Linked DNA regions of Homo sapiens: region 2 is linked to region 1. Evidence: read pairs that join two places in POLR2A ChIA-PET (ENCODE). Cell type or tissue: PC-3. All regions are shown on one strand.

Evidence for each region. Peaks named below come from ENCODE experiments on the same cell type or tissue, not always from the same donor. Only the 100,000 strongest peaks of a DNase experiment are listed, where the experiment ranks them.
Region 2: POLR2A ChIA-PET joins it to region 1 with 5 read pairs; 2 of 35 experiments call an interaction of 5 or more read pairs at or near these places.

What each region holds. Positions count from the first base shown.
Region 1 is chrX:47,124,962-47,132,961 of GRCh38, forward strand. LOC105373193 (a long non-coding RNA gene) reads right to left here and starts at 4,589. Exons shown (of 2, transcript XR_007068223.1): 1 at 4,404-4,589; 2 at 759-1,414. LOC107985720 (a long non-coding RNA gene) reads left to right here and starts at 4,363. Exons shown (of 2, transcript XR_001756002.2): 1 at 4,363-4,482; 2 at 4,588-6,229. It also overlaps the pseudogene RNU12-2P. RefSeq lists enhancers at 4,674-4,783, 4,814-4,893. In PC-3, no CTCF peak of the experiment used is centred here; a DNase peak (open chromatin) is centred at 4,300; H3K4me3 peaks cover 1,778 bases.
Region 2 is chrX:46,579,120-46,587,119 of GRCh38, forward strand. All of the region lies in intron 1 of CHST7 (carbohydrate sulfotransferase 7), which reads left to right. Among named protein-coding and RNA genes, the nearest start is that of CHST7, 9.4 kb to the left of the region's middle. In PC-3, no CTCF peak of the experiment used is centred here; no DNase peak of the experiment used is centred here.

The DNA of each region.
Region 1 (8,000 bases):
ACTGTGGCCAGACCATAGAGACTGTCAGAGCATAAAGAAAAATCCCTCCACTGTTGATTGTCAGGGTCTGCGAAAGGTCTGAGACTTCACCCTCTTACAAGCTAACATGTTTTAGAGATGCTGACAGAAAACATGAGACTCCTGAGGCTGAGACAAAGGATTTTCCTGCTCCTAGGACAGCAAGCAGCTTGCACGTCACGTGGGCACCTGCTCCCCATGTCCTCCAAGTCCCACAGCAGTGATGCAGAGGGTCCCTGGTGGACATTGCACACACAATAGGTTTACATCACAGCCAAGAAACACTGAGCATGGGTGATCCAGCCTGTTTTTTGCCCCAGAGGGAGACATTGCCTCATCCCACAGGGTTGCTCGGTGTCATCACAACCCTGAGAAATGGCTGGGGTAATCAGTGATTGGGGCCTTGTATCTTTAGGCAGCTACAAAGTAGTAAAACTAAGGCCAGGTTACTATACGCTACAACCCACACAAAGGAATTTAGACTGATGCGCTGACGTTTGGCATACTGTCAATAATTTAGGGGGCAATACATGGGCCCCAAAGCAAACCCTGTCCCAGTGGAGAGACATTCTGTTACCTACTGTTCCCCCCATATACAAATATACCATCCAAAGGGGAACAGTTCATTTCACTTCAGCATTTGTTGTTCAACTTGATTGGACTCACCATTACATTGGTTTGGTAAAGTGTTATGAGCAGTAGTCTATTCAGGCTGCTATAATGGAATACAATAGACAGGGTAGCATATAACCAACAAGTTTATTTCTCACACGTCTGGAGGCTGGAAGTCGAAGATCAAGGTGCCAGCAGATTTCTGCATCTGGTGAGGGTCCACTTCCTGGTTCACAGATGGCCATCCTCTCACTGTGTCCTCACATGGAGAAAATAACAAGGGAGCACTCTGGGGCCCCGTTTATAAGGGCACTAATTCCTTTCATGAGGGCTCTGCCCTCAAGACCTAATCACCTCCCAAAGACCCTACCTTCTAATACCTTGGGGCTTAGGATTCCAACATATGAATTTTGAGGTAACATAAACATTCCACCTATAGCAAGTAGCATCTTAGTGCTTGTACTTAAATCTCTAAACGTGGCATAATCCAAGGCCACTTGGGTGCCAGGAGAAGCAGATGAATTTGGATCAATCAGATCTAAACAAGGTTGTGCTGGCCCACGTATGTCTACAGGTATGAGGGAAGCCTGTGTTTAGGAGCTGCTGTTGATGGCATCAGGCACAGCAGAGTAATTCAGGAGCAGCCATACTCACATGCTTTTTTCTGGTTTTGTCACCCAAGGACGGTGATGGCAAACCTAGCAGCAGGTTAGATTGCCAGCTGCACCTGCTGCTTGACTCCAGCAGAGCAGATGATTGTTTTGTTGGGCTGTGAGTGCTCGATCTAGGGGACAAAGAGAGCATTCATTTTCTCCCCATCTTGCACCTCTCAGGGTCTAAGATATTCCCTCCCTGTATTAGTCCATTTTCACACTGCTATAAAGAGCTACCTGAGACTGGGTAACTTACGAAGAAAAGAGGTTTAATTGACTCAGAGTTCTGCATGGCTGGGGAGGCCTCAGGAAACTCACGATCATGGCAGAAGGTGAAGCAGAAGCAAGAACCTTCTTCACAAGGTAGCAGGAGAGAAAGCGAGGGAAGAAAGCCACCCACTTTTTTTTTTTTTTTTTTTTTGAGACAGGGTGTTGCTCTGTCACCCAGGCTGGAGTGCAGTGGCGTGATCTCGGCTCACTACAACCTCCACCTCCCAGGTTCAAGACATTCTCCCGCCTCAGCCTCCTGAGTAGCTAGTACCACAGGCACACACCACCACGCCCAGCTACCTTTTGTATTTTTAGTAGAGACAGAGTTTCACCATGTTGCCCAGGGTGGTCTCAAACTCCTGAACTCAGGCAATCTGCCCACCTTGGCCTCCCAAAGTGCTAGGATTACAGACGTGAGCCACCGTGCCCAGCACCATGCACTTTTTAAACCATCAGATCTCGTAAGAACTCATTCACTCACTATCACAAGAACAGCATGGGGGAAACTCCCCCCATAATCCAATCACCTCCCATCAGGTCCCTCCCCTGACACAGGGGGATTACCATTCGAAGTGAGATTTGGGTGGGGACACAGAGCCAAACCAACCATATCACTCCCCAAATGCTCTCCTTCCACACCTCATGAAATCAATGTATCCCATCCCAGAGCCTGTAACTTCACTTTTTCCCAATCATCCCCTATTTGTACCCAGACCTTTCATCCAGAAGGGTCAAGTACAAGAGGGCCAAAGGCATTTTTATAAAATTTACAGAGATTTTTTTTTTATGTCTTCTATCTTAGTCAGTGTGAGCTGCTGTATGGGAACTTGGTGAGTGGTGTACTCAATCAAGTGGTCATTGTCATTAGGATCTAGGACCGTGTCCACCCAACAAGAGAATTCAGGTGACTGACCAGAATTAACTTTAAGTCCGAGCCAGGCATGGTGGCTCACACTTGTAATCCCAGCACTTTGGGGGGCCAAGGTGGGCAGATCACCTGAGGTCAGGAGTTCGAGACCGGCCTGGCCAACATGGTGAAACCCTGTCTCTACTGAAAATACAAAAATTAGCCAGGCGTGGTGGTAGGTGCCTGTAATCCCAGCTACTTGGGAGGCTGAGGCACGAGAATCACTTGAACCCAGGAGGCAGAGGTGGCAGTGAGCTGAGATTGCGCCACTGCACTCCAGCCTGGGCAACAGAGCGAGACTCAGTCTCAAAAAAAAAAAAAAAAAGTTTAAGTCCCCTAGGGCTCTTTTGGGCTGGGCTGCTGCCTGGAGGGTTACCAACTAGGCTAGCCTGGAACCTGTGATTACTGTTAAAGGAAAGAAAAATACATCACGTCCAGGAACGGCCAGGGCAGAATCCCAAATGCCTCTATAGCCCACCCCTTTTGTTCCGACCATTATCTGAGGTACCCAATGGGAGATAATGCCATTCTTGGGACAGCCACATTTAGTGACCAAACTGCCTTACTAAGGTGAGTGGACCAGGAGAAGGAGAGAGAGGTAGGTTCTGCAATCCTTTTGAGTTCATTTTTGAGGAGGCCATTTCAATATTTAACAATATCAGATACCTGCCCATGGTAGGGCACATAGAACATCTATGGAAGGCTTTGACTACTGACCCATAGTTGGGTGGCCTTTGCAACAAAAGGCACACCACTGCCAGACTGCAAATGGTCTGTGTCAGAAACATAGAGTCCTTTACTTTGTGCCCAGTCTATGATGGTGGATGCATTGCCATGTTCAGGGGGCAGTGAACTAGAAGTGCATCAGCTGTTTGATTCCAGTCGGCCTCATCAGAGAATAGGCTCTTACTATGGGCGTCTACATGGGTGACCCAGACTGACCAATTCCACCAGTAGCTCTCTACCCGCTTATCTGTTAAAAAGGCATATGATGTTTTAAAACGTTTGAAAGTCTCAGCTTTAGAACAGTTTAGCTTTTCCACTAACCATCTATTACTGATCTCCACAGACCCCAATATTGTCCCTAGAACCCTTCCATCACTCACCCCAGAAATCTTCTATCAGAAACACCCGCCCTCCATTGTAGCCTCTCAGGCCTAAAATCTCAAATCAAATTCCAATCCTAGGCCAACTCCCCAACCCTAAGACTGCCTTTTCTGGGGCGGCTCTTTTTTCACAGGTGCAGTGAGGCCATCGTTTCTGTACAGCGCGGAAAAGCTAAACTGTTCTAAATCTGTGACTTTCGAATTTTTTAAAGCATCATATGCCTTTTAAAAAACAGATAAGGCCGGGCGCGGTGGCTCACGCCTGTAATTCCAGTACTTTGGGAGTCCGAGGCGGGCGGATCAATTGAGGTCAGGAGATCGAGACCAGCCTGGCCAACATGGTGAAACCCCGTCTCTACTAAAAATACAAAAATTAGCCGGGCGTGATGGTGGGCGCCTGTAATCCCAGCTACTCAGGAGGCTGAGGCACGAGAATCGCTGGAACCCGGGAGGCGGAGGTTGCAGTGAGCGGAGATCGTGCCACTGCACTCCAGCCTGGGCGACAGAGCTAGATTCCGTCTCAAAAAAATAAAAAATATAAAATAAAAAACAGATAAGCGGGTAGGGAGCTACCGGTGGAACTGAGTTTCCTCTTTAAGGGAAACGAGGACAAGGACAAGATCCCGTCTTTTCTGCACTCAGTCGCCCCGCCCCCAACGCAAGTAGGCATGTTTATTGGATGATAAGAGGGTCAGTCAAAGTAAGGACCAACCCTCTACTGCCAAAAGACACATACTACTCAAGGGCCCCTGACTCAGACGTTCTCACTGGTCGGAAATGCCATCAATCAAGTTTCAATCCCCGCCCCCTTCTCGCGGAAGAACTATGGGTGCTAACCTCTCTCTCAGGCCTGCTGTCAATCGGCTCCGCATCCTCTAGTTCTGCACATCCCCGGCCATCAGAGCACGAACTTCTGGTCGGTCCGCCTGCCGTTCTTTCACCTATAGAGCCCACCCTCTAAAGGTGTCCAAGCTGCTCCAAAGAACAATTGATTAACCCAACGGCTGTCTTTGGCCCTCAGAACTGTCACACCTGGCTCCGCCTCTTCCCGGACATCATCTGTTGCACCAGAGACTGGCGGGTCTGGAAAGAAGCTCTGAGCCCATCCGCGTTTCTCTGTTGGACCCTGTCAGGTCTCTTGTTCCGTGTCCAATGTCAGTCGGGTAGGGAGGCAGTGGGGCAGTCTTGGTTCTCATCCCACCCCGGAGTCTCTGCGCAGCCACAATTCAGGAAAACAATCTGGAGGCGGGTTCAAAACACTAAGATTGATTGAACGCGCTGATGGTTTGGTTTTCTCCTATAGCGCTTTGGTAGTGGCTTTTATCCAGACCGCCCCCCCCCCACCCCCCCGGAATGAACCCTGGTATAGAAATGTTACCCGTATGTGTGCATATGATTGTTTTTAATATATTTCAATTTGATGAATCAGCCTTTTTCAAGGTCAGATTCCAGACCGACCCTTCTGGCGCCCACCCCCCGCTTTTTTTTTTTTTTTTTTTTTTCCAAAATGAAAGCTTTCCCAAAGAGGCCACGTTTGTAGGGCTAGTGGAATTTTTTGGAAAAGGGAGAAAGCGGATTCTGGATGAGGACAATGGTGGCCCAGAAGTCGCTATGACTTAAGAGTCTTGGCAGAGGCAGAGGCTGGGGAAAGCGAGCAGTGTTTTTCATTTAGGTGGCATCTGTACGAATCCTAGTTTGGAAAGGTGCGAAGGTTATGTGCCTTTGTTTTTAATATTTTGGATTTTTAATTTTCTGTTTCTTTTTTTCACTTAGTTTTTATCTTCGAAGTTTAATTTTGCTGTTTTTTTATTTCATATTCTTAAAAATTGTATAATTAAATTTTATTGCTACTGGCTTTTAATTAATTCATTAATTAATTTTGAGACGGAGTCTCGCTCTGTTGCCCAGGCTGGAGTGCAGTGGCGCGATCTCAGCTCACCACAACCTCCGCCTCCCGGGTTCAAGCAATTCTCCTGCCTCGGCCTCCCGAGTAGCTGGGACTACAGGCACGCGCCACCATGCCTGGCTGATTTTTGTATTTTTAGTAGAGACTGGGTTTCACTATGTTGGCCAGGCTTGTCTCGGACTCCTTACCTCATGATCCACCCGCCTCGGCCTCCCAAAGTGCTGGGATTACAGGCGTGAGCCACCGCGCCTGGCCTTACTTATTTTTAAAGCAAATTCTTCTAGATCCTGAGTTTCTGGCTTTTTAAATTAAAATTACAAGAAAATGTATTGATTCCTCTGGTGTTAACAGGTCTGGAGACATACATTTATGATGCTTTGGAGCTATTGATAATATATAGAGTACTTTATTCATTAATTATTTCATTCTAAAAACCCTGCTTTATATATCCCCAGAATACTAAGGCCTGGTGGGGAATATCTTATAAATAATTAATGGTTATTACTAATTATTAATAATAACCGTCAATGAAAGTAAGATAGAAACTGTTAAGAGATTCAGTTAAGTACTGTGTAATTTTGTGTTGATTATATCTGCCAGTAATATTCATCATGCATTGCATAGAAGTGGGATTGTCTTTCTTTTTCTCCTAGCTGGTTTGTGAGAAAATTGTGAGCAATTTTGCACAGGGAGACTTCGATGTCTGACTAACATTTATTGACTGCTTGTATGTACTAGGAATAATTCTAAATGCTGATCATGTGTTATTTTTTTCTCTTTTTTTCTTTTTATTTGTCATTCTAAATGCCCTTCATGTATTGTCTCATTTAATCCTCACAAATAGGCACATTTATTCTCGTCATACTACAGATGGGGAAACATCCGTAAGTGGCAGAGATGGGATTTGAACCCAAGCCGTCTTAAGGACTGCACTGGAACGGTGTTTTTTGTTTTCTAAAATGGGGGTAATAATACATGTAAAGTGATTAGAACATATAGTTAGCTCTGAATACATGGCAGAACTTACTGCAGTTATGGCCTTGTTTAAGGCTCCCAGCCACCCTGTGAGTTAGGGATCAACATGATCCCCCTTTTCTACAAGAAGAAACAGGTTCTGAGAGAATAAATGACTTGCCCAAGGCCACTCGGTACATGGCCTAGCTGGGCTCATGCTGTGGTCATTTTCCTGCTATAAACCCTTCCCAAGTTCCACACCCTACTCTGGATGAACTCTTGGTGCATTAAGGCTTTTGATTCATAAAATTTAAATATATTTCTAAGCTGGGTACGGTGGCATGCACCTATAGTCCCAGCTTCTCGGGGGGCTTAGGTGGGAGGATTGCTTGAGCCCAGGAATTCAAGTCCAGCCTGGGCAATATAGCAAGAACCCATCTCTAAAAATAAACAAATAAGTTTCTGAACACACACATGTCAAACCCCTGTGTGATCTGGCCCCAACCCACCAGTCCTGCCTTATCTTAATGGATTTAGGGGTTTTTAAAATTTATTTTTATTTTATTAGTATTATTTCAGTAGTTTTGGGGGAACAGGTGGTGTTTGGTCACATGAAAAAGTCCTTTAGTGGTGATTTCTGAGATTTTGGTGCACCCATCATCCGATGTGGAGTTTTTTACCCCTCACCCCCTTCCCACCCCCTCCCCCCAGTCCCCAGAGCCCATTGTATCATTCTTATGCCTTTGGGTCCTCATAGTTTAGCTCCCACTTGTAAGAGAGAACAGGGCGGACGCGATGGCTCACGCCTGTGATCCCAGCACTTTGGGAGGCTGAGGCGGGTGGATCAATTGAGGTCAGGAGTTCCAGACCAGCCTGACCAACATGGCGAAACCCTGTCTCTACTAAAAATACAAAAATTAGCCGGGCCTAGTGGTACACACCTGTAATCCCAGCTACTTGGGAGGCTGAGGCAGGAGAATCGCTTAAATCCGGGAGGCAAAGGTTGCAGTGAACCGAGATCACGCCACTGCACTCCAGACTGGACGACAGAGCGAAACTCCATCTTAAAAAACAAAACAGAACAAAAAAGTGAGAACATACGATGTTTGCTTTTCCATTCCTGAGTTACTTCATTTAGAATATAATGGTTTAAAAAAAAAAGAATATGATGGTTTCTTTCCTTCCTCCCTTTCTTCCTCCTCCTCTTCTTCTTTCTCTCTCTCTCTCTCGCTCTTTCTCTCTCAGTAAAATAACCTAATTTATTTTTTTAAATTCCCAGTACCATGTCTTAAACTTATGAGTAAGGAAAATAACGATTGTTATTCGGGGTGATGCCCGAATCCTCACTGCTAATGTGAGACGAATTTTTGAGCTGGTAAAGGTCGCCCCTAAGGTGACCAGCCTACTTTGCGGGATGCCTAGGAGTCGCGATCTGCCTGACACCTTTACACCTAAAAAGTAGACTGGGGGCCTGGCGCGGTGGCTCACGCCTGTAATCCCATCACTTTGGGAGGCTGAGGAGGGCGGATCACGAGGTCAGGAGATAGAGACCATCTGGCTAACATGGTGAAACT
Region 2 (8,000 bases), 550 kb before region 1:
CCGGAACAAGATCAGGATGGGGAATAAAGGGCTGTTGATGAGCACTGAACTGCTTGCCACAGTAATTTATGTGAAAGAACTTGGAGCTATGAAGTGCCAAGCAGATGTAGAGTGTTATTATGGAAAGGGGAAAATGTCCTCAATTATACATGGGTCCATTTATCACCCTCTCACATGCCTTCACATGCTTTGTTGTCTGTAGCTCATTATCTAATTATCTAATAATCCATCATTGTACACTATCCACCACTGTTCTGGACAGACTGATGTGCTATCCTGTCCTTTTCAGCATGTCTCCCTTTAATGTCTGCCCTTGGTAGGTCCCAAAGTTTCATCCCGCTAGGCATTTAAGGCACCTTGATCTTTGCTCTTGACATGACATATGCATCCTTTGAAAGAAATTAGGAAAGAAGGCAAACACCCTGTAATTTGAACCCTAACAATCAGGAAGCTTTCTTTCTAAAGAAATCATGTAAACAGGAAAAGAAATGATCAACCACCACCAAATCATTTTGAAAATCTATTTTAATCAGGAAACTGGGCCACAAACATTTTATATAGGCTTATGTATAAATATCACTGAGGCCGGGTGCAGTAGCTCACACCTATAATCCCAGCACTTTGGGAGGCTGAGGCAGGAAGATCGCTTGAGGTCAGGAGTTCAAGACCAGCTTAGGCAACATAGTGAGACAACCCCCACCATCTTTACAATTTTTTTTTAAACTAGCTGAGGGTAGTGGCGCGCATCTGTAGTCCCAGCTACTTGAGAGGGTGAGGTAGGAGGATCGCTTGAGCCCAAGAAGTCGAGGCTGCAATGAGCTGTGATCACGCCACTGCGCTCTAGTCTGGATGATAGAGAGAGACCCTGTCTCAAAAGATAAATAAATATCACTGAAAAGTGAAGCTGTTGCTTACACACAGACTGCTAAAGAATGGGCATTTTTTTTTTTTTTTTTTGAGATGGAGTCTTGCTCTGTTGCCAAGCTGGAGTGCAGTGGTGCGATCTCGGCTCACTGCAACCTCTGCCTCCCAGGTTCAAGCAATTCTCCTGCCTCAGCCTCCCCAGTAGCTGGGACTACAGGTGTGTGCCACCATGCCCAGCTAATTTTTTTGTATTTTTAGTAAAGACGGGGTTTCACCATGTTGGCCAGGATGGTCTTGATCTCTTGACCTCGTGATCCACCCGCCTCGGCCTCCCAAAGCGCTGGGATTACAGGCGTGAGCTACCGTGCCCAGCCCAGAATGGACATTTTTGAAACATTGCTCCTATATAGAATTTCTCATTCAACAAAATTATCTTCAGACTCCTAATAGCATATCAACCTGGGTGCTAGGTTTGAGCCAGAGAGCTGGAAGTTAGGATGGTGTGTGTGTGCGCATGTGTGTGTGCACATGGATAGGTACCTGAGTAGCAGGGCTGCAATGAGGTGTGAACAATTTTTAAAAATACATCCATGTCCAAATCATTATTGCTCCTTGTGAGGTTAATGCTACCTTTGATCAAGGCACTCGGAGCTCCCATTTGGGCCTGCCTTCCCTGGCAGGACCCCTCAGCTGATGGATACGGTGTTAAGGAAAAGTCAAGACTTGTCAAGTCTGATGAGTGAACAGGGAAGGAGGCTGGTCCTACAAAGCAAGGGGTGGACATAAAGTAGTAACAGTCATTCCTTGCTTTCTATATGAAGTCAGTTTTTGAATTACGGCATGGGAACCCAGGCATCAGGGCCTGCCTCTCCTGGTTACTACTTAATTGACCTTTGGCAAGTCCCTAAACCTTTTCAGCTTTAGTGTTCTTACCAATAAGAAGAGGAAGTCAAATTAAAAGGATTTCTGGGCCAGGCGTAGTGGCCCATGCCTGTAATCTCAGCACTTTGGGAAGCTGAGGCGGGCGGATCACTTGAGGTCAGGAGTTCGAGATCAGCCTGACCAACATAGTGAAACCCCATCTCTACTAAAAATACAAAAATTAGCTGGGCATGGTGGCGGGCACCTGTAGTCCCAGCTACGCGGGAGGCTGAGGCAGAAGAATCACTTGAACCCTGGAGGCAAAGGTTGAAGTGAGCTGAGATTGCACCATTGCACTCCAGCCTGGGTGATAGAGCCAGACTCTGTCTCCAAAAAAAAAAAAAAAATAATAATAATAATAATTAAATAAGGGCCAGGTGCAGTGGCTCATGCCTGTAATCCCAGCACTTTGGTAGGCCGAGGCAGGTGGACCACAAGGTCAGGAGTTCGAGACCAGCCTGACCAACATGGTGAAACCCTGTCTCTACTAAAAATACAAAAATTAGCCGGGCATGGTGGCGCGTGCCTGTAATCTCAGCTACTCAGGAGGCTGAGGCACGAGAATTGCTTGAACCAGGGAGGCAGAGGTTGCAGTGAGCTGAGATCGCGCCACTGCACTCTAGCCTGGGCGACAGAGCGAGACTCTGTCTCAGAAAAAAAAATTGTAGAAATAACATAAGCATGTGGTAAAAATAGAAATTTTTTTTTGAGGCGGAGTTTCGCTCTTGTTGCCCAGGCTGGAGTGCAATGGCACGATCTCGGCTCACCTCAACCTACACCATCTGGGTTCAAGCAATTCTCCTGCCTCAGCCTCCTGAGTAGCTGGGATTACAGGCATGCGCCACCACACCCAGCTAATTTTGTATTTTTAGTAGAGACAGGGTTTCTCCATGTTGGTCAGGCTGGTCTCGAACTCCTGACCTCAGGTGATCTGCCCGCCTCAGCCTCCCAAAGTGCTAGGATTACAGGCGTGAGTCACTGCGCCCGGTCAAAAATAGAATTTAACAGGATAGAAGTTTATAAAATACCTGCCAGTCTCACTTCCTAGAAGCAGCCACAATATTTCTTGTAGTATATGTCTAGAAATGTTTTACGCAAATTCCGGCAGAAAAATATAGCCTTTTTATACACAAATGGGATTGAACTCTATTTATTGTTCTGCACTTTTTTCACTTATTGCTTTGAAAATCTTCCCGTTTCATCTTCTTTTTAATAGCTATATTGTATTTCATGGTAGGAATGTATTATAACATATTTAACTAGCTCCTAGTTCCATACTGTAGGGCATTTAGTTGTTATAGTTTTGTGCTCTATTTCATTGCATTTCTAGTAGGGTCCTTGTATTTGCATACATGTGAGTATGTCTGTCAGAAAAATTCCTATAGCAGAGTGACCTTATATAGCAAAAGGTATATGCTTTGTACATTTTGAGAGGTAATGTTCTTCAAAGTCGTCCAACATTCACTACCACCAGCAATTTCTTGGAACGTCTGTTTCCCAGACTTTCAACAACATAGATTTGATTTCATTTTTTCATCTTGGCCAGTTTGATGAATGGAAAATTCTTGCTGCTGGCATCCTGGCTCTCTCTGACCCTACAGTTCATCTCTGATGATGAATGATGGCCTCATACTTTGGGTTGTAGTCACTGGAATGCCAAAATGAAATCAACTTCTTAGCCCTTCTACAGTCCACATGTATTTAGAGAGTGTTATTTTTGTGATTATTTTGAAGAAATGGATACATTTTGGTATAAAAATTATCCCTTTAGAAAATCACACTTCGACAGGACATCAGGTTTTAGCAAGGTTCTTGTTCAGGCGGCCTTCTTCTGGTACTGTTGCAGGGGATTGTACTTACTGACTCGAGCATAAACAATTTGGGGACCCTATCACTGGGGAAATTAGGCTGATTTTAAATAAGGTTTAACCATTCATACATTTTCTCTATGTTCCTGAGAGCCCTCTTTGTGGTCTCAGCAGGGGAAGGGCAGAAGTGCCCATTTGCAGTTTTTGAGGCAGGATTCAGACGGTTTTCTAAGAGGTTTTTTTTTTTTTTTGTCTTGGCAGAGATTTTCTTCCCATGAATATGAATGTAATATAAATAGTTGGGAGTGAAGCTTTTGAAAAACATTTACAAACAGCTGGTTTAACATTCTTCAGTATGCTTTGTCTCAGCCTGCCCTCAGCATGAGCAGGCCAGAAAAGAATGAAACAAAAAAAACTAAACTGGCCTCACTTTTTTGTGTCTGACGTTCCAGTTGAACAAGGTGACTAATAAATGAACCCCTCTCTTTGTGAGGTCTCCTGGCTCCTCAGCCTCTTGCTTCATAGTGGAAATAAAAGGAACTTGCTCTATTGAAAAGGACATTTCTGCTGAGGTGCAGTATAAAATAAGAATAGTAGGGATTAAGAAACAGCTCTGGCTCAAATTCAAGTCCACAGGCAAGTGGGAACTGTTTGGGAATTGAATAGGAAGCAGTTTTAATTGGAGAAAATAGAAAATTGCGGAGCTCAGTGATGTGTCTATAATTGGAGTCCTTCAGCTTTGCTCCCCGGCCCGCTTGGCACCCTGGCACCAAGCCAGTGGCCAGGTCTGACATTTTCTGCAGCTGACCCTGTTCATAATTAAGACCACCCTGCTGGATGCTGAGAATAAATTAGAGCATCAGCTGATGATGAATATTTTTAAAAATTTGTTATGAATACATATTTGTACATGTTTATGGAGTGCATGTGATTTTTTCGTTACATGCACAGTGTGTAATGATCAAGTCGGTATTGGGGTGCCCATCACCTCGAGTGTTTATAATTTTGATGTGTTGGGAAGATTTCAAGTCCTCTCTCCTGGCTATTTTGAAATACACCATACATTGTTGTTAACTGTAGTCACCGTACTCTGCTATTGAACTTAGAACTTACTTCTTCTATCTAACTGTGTGTTCATACCCATTTAACCAATCTGTCTCCACGACAACCCCCACACCCTTTGCAGCTTCTGGTGACCACCATTCTATTCTCTACCTCCATGGGATCAACTTTTTTAGCTCACATCTGAGTGAGAACATGCAATATTTGTCTTTCTGTGCCTGGCTTATTTCACTTAACGTAATGACTTCCAGTTCTTCTGATGGTGAATATTTTTAAATTCGGAGATTAAGAGGCTGTGAAAGAGGGCCACCACATTTGATTTCAATGATGACTATATTCTGTGCCAGCAGATTCCCCTCCCATGAAATGGATGGGAGCAGGAAGAACTTTGCTGTAGAGTCACATTCTGAAAATAGCCACTGAGGTAGACACGTTTTGCTTACAGAATCGAAGCCCTTTCTAGAATGTTAAAAGGTGCCTTGGCCGGGTGCGGTGGCTCACACCTGTAATCCCAGCACTTTGGGAAGCCAAGGCAGGCAGATCACCCGAGGTTGGGAGTTCAAGACCAGCCTGACCAACATGGAGAAACCCCGCCTCTACTAAAAATATAAAATTAGCCAGGCGTGGTGGCACATGCCTATAATCCCAGCTACTCGGGAGGCTGAGGCAGGAGAATCACTTAAACCCGGGAGGCGGAGATTGTGGTGAGCCGAGATCGCACCATTGCACTCCAGTCTGGGCAACAACAGTGAAACTGTCTCAAAAAAAAAAAAAAAAAAAGGTGCCCTGAAGATAGATGCAGGGTACTCTCTGGGCCAGTAGGCCAGTAAGAAGCCTGAAGTCTGGCCTGAAATCCAAATGCCTAGAGCGAGTGCTTGTTTGATTTTAATATCACTGGTTCATGGTATCCAGCAGGTTGGAAACCAGGAAGCCAACCTAACTGAAGGGCTGAAGTGTGTAATTCTGCCCTGAAATAGAACATCACAGAAAGCTTTGTAAGGCATGGGGAGTGCAGCCGTGATCAAGACTGTGAGTTCTTCAGTAAAGATGATGAAGTGAGGAAAGCTATGAGCAGCTTTAGGAGGGAACTCAGAGGCTAATTGAAGAAGTCATTACATCCAGACAGATAAGGTAGACATTAGGAAAAATTGTACCAGAGCTTTGAGGTCACTTTTCCCATGATTGAGACCATATTTTCTCAAAAAGGACTCTTTACTGCCTCAGAGAAATTATAGGAACAGTAAGCCAAAAATGCTAAAATCAACATAATATTTTAAAAATAGGACCAACTGGCGACCAGCCAAGAACTGGCATATGTTAAATACACAGATTTTAGAAGTAAGAGAAGTAGATCTGTCTCTTGCTATAATAAAGAATATCACTAACATGGATATAATAAAGGAAAAAAACACATTTTTCAGGGTCTGCACATAACAAAAAAGTTCCTCTTTGTTGTTTTTCTGCACCCTCCCACTTTCTCTTTTTTTTCTTTTCCTTTCTTTCTTTTTTTCTTTTCTTTTCTTTTTTTTTTTTTTGAGACAGTCTTATTCTGTTGCCCAGGCTGGAGTGCAGTGGCATGATCTGGGCTCACTGCAACCTCCGCCTCCCGGGTTTAAGCAATTCTTGTCCCTCAGCCTCCAGAGTAGCTGGGACTACAGGCATGCGCCACCACGCCCGGCTAATATTTATATTTTTAATAGAGATGTGGTTTCACCACATTGGCCAGGCTGGTCTCGAATTACTGACCTCAGGTGATCCACCCACCTTGGCTTCCCAAAGTGCTGGGATTACAGGGGTGACCCACCACACCTGGCCCACCCTCCCATTTTCTAGCTGCTAGGAATTACAGAGGGCAATTTTGCAAAAAGGAGATGATTGGCCAAAAACGTACACATCCCTCGCAAAGAATAACAAAATTCCTAACATTATTGAATGCCTTTTAAAATAATTTTACTTCATATTTATTTATGTATGTATTTATCTATTTTTGAGACGGAGTCTTGCTCTGTTGCCCAGGCTGGAGTGCAGTGACGCGATATCGGCTCAATGCAACCTGTGCCTCCTGAGTTCGAGCGATTCTCGTGCTTCGGCCTCCAGAGTATCTGGGACTACAGGCACCTGCCACCACGCCTGGCTAATTTTTTTGTATTTTCAGTAGAGACAGGGTTTCCCCATGTTGGCCAGGCTGGTCTCAACCTCCTGACAAGTGATCCGCCTGCCTCGGCCTCCCAAAGTGCTGGGATTAGAGGGGTGAGTCACCACACCCAGCCATTTTTATTTTTCAACAGTCAAAGGGGAAGAGAAATCATCTGAGCTCAGGAAAAACCCATGTCTTGATCCTTAGTGCGGCCACCTCCAGCAATCCTGTAGACTGGCCTCCACGATCCAATGTCCTATGCCAACACGAACCTGCTCTAGGCCACGGAGCCACTTTACTCCCACAAGACCATGGACAAGAAAGGCTAGGAAAGGGTGGAACAAACATACTGCCTCACTCTGCAGGGAGAGATACCTGCAGTGATTGGCTAGAGTTTGGCTGGTCCATAGATTCTGTACACTGACTAGCCATTCTAACCTGGGAATCTTAAAGCTGATCAAGGGCAGAGAATGAGACTTCCTGGGCAGTCCCAGTGTGGGGGTAGGGAAACTTCAGTTGCTCATTTGACTGATAACCCCTATGGGGACCAATGGCAGCCTGAATTGCAGATCTAAGCTCCAGGTCACTTCCCAGCTCTGTGCTCTCCCAAATCCCTTCCACTCTCACTTAGTGGATCACAAACATCTGCAGGTGGCTTGTCCAAATATATATTATAAAATACTGAGTCAGTTCCTTTATTGGAGTTGGGAGCAACTTTACTCACAAAAGCAATTAGGTATGCAAACTAAATTTATATCTTGGAGCAGCTCAATGAAAGGAAAAAACAAAAGTCAACTAGGCAAACTCAGCTGTTTCCAAGTTTTTTTTTTTGTTTTTTTTTGAGATGGAGTTTCACTCTTGTTGCCCAGGCTGGAGTGCAATAGCACGATCTCGGTTCACCACAACCTCCGCCTCCCAGGTTCAAGCAATTCTCCTGCCTCAGCCTCCTGAGTAGCTGGGATTATAGGCATGCACCACCACACCCAGCTAATTTTGTGTTTTTAATAGAGATGGGGTTTCTCCATGTTGGTCAGGCTGGTCTCAAACTCCCGACCTCAGCTGATCCACCCGCCTCGGCCTCCCAAAATGCTGGGATTACAGGCGTGAGCCACCACGCCTGGCTCCAGGTTTTATTAATACTGGTTTGGTGTGCATCCATTTGTTCTCAAGTGAGCTCAAAAGTTTGGGAAATTTTTAGCTGGGGTGGG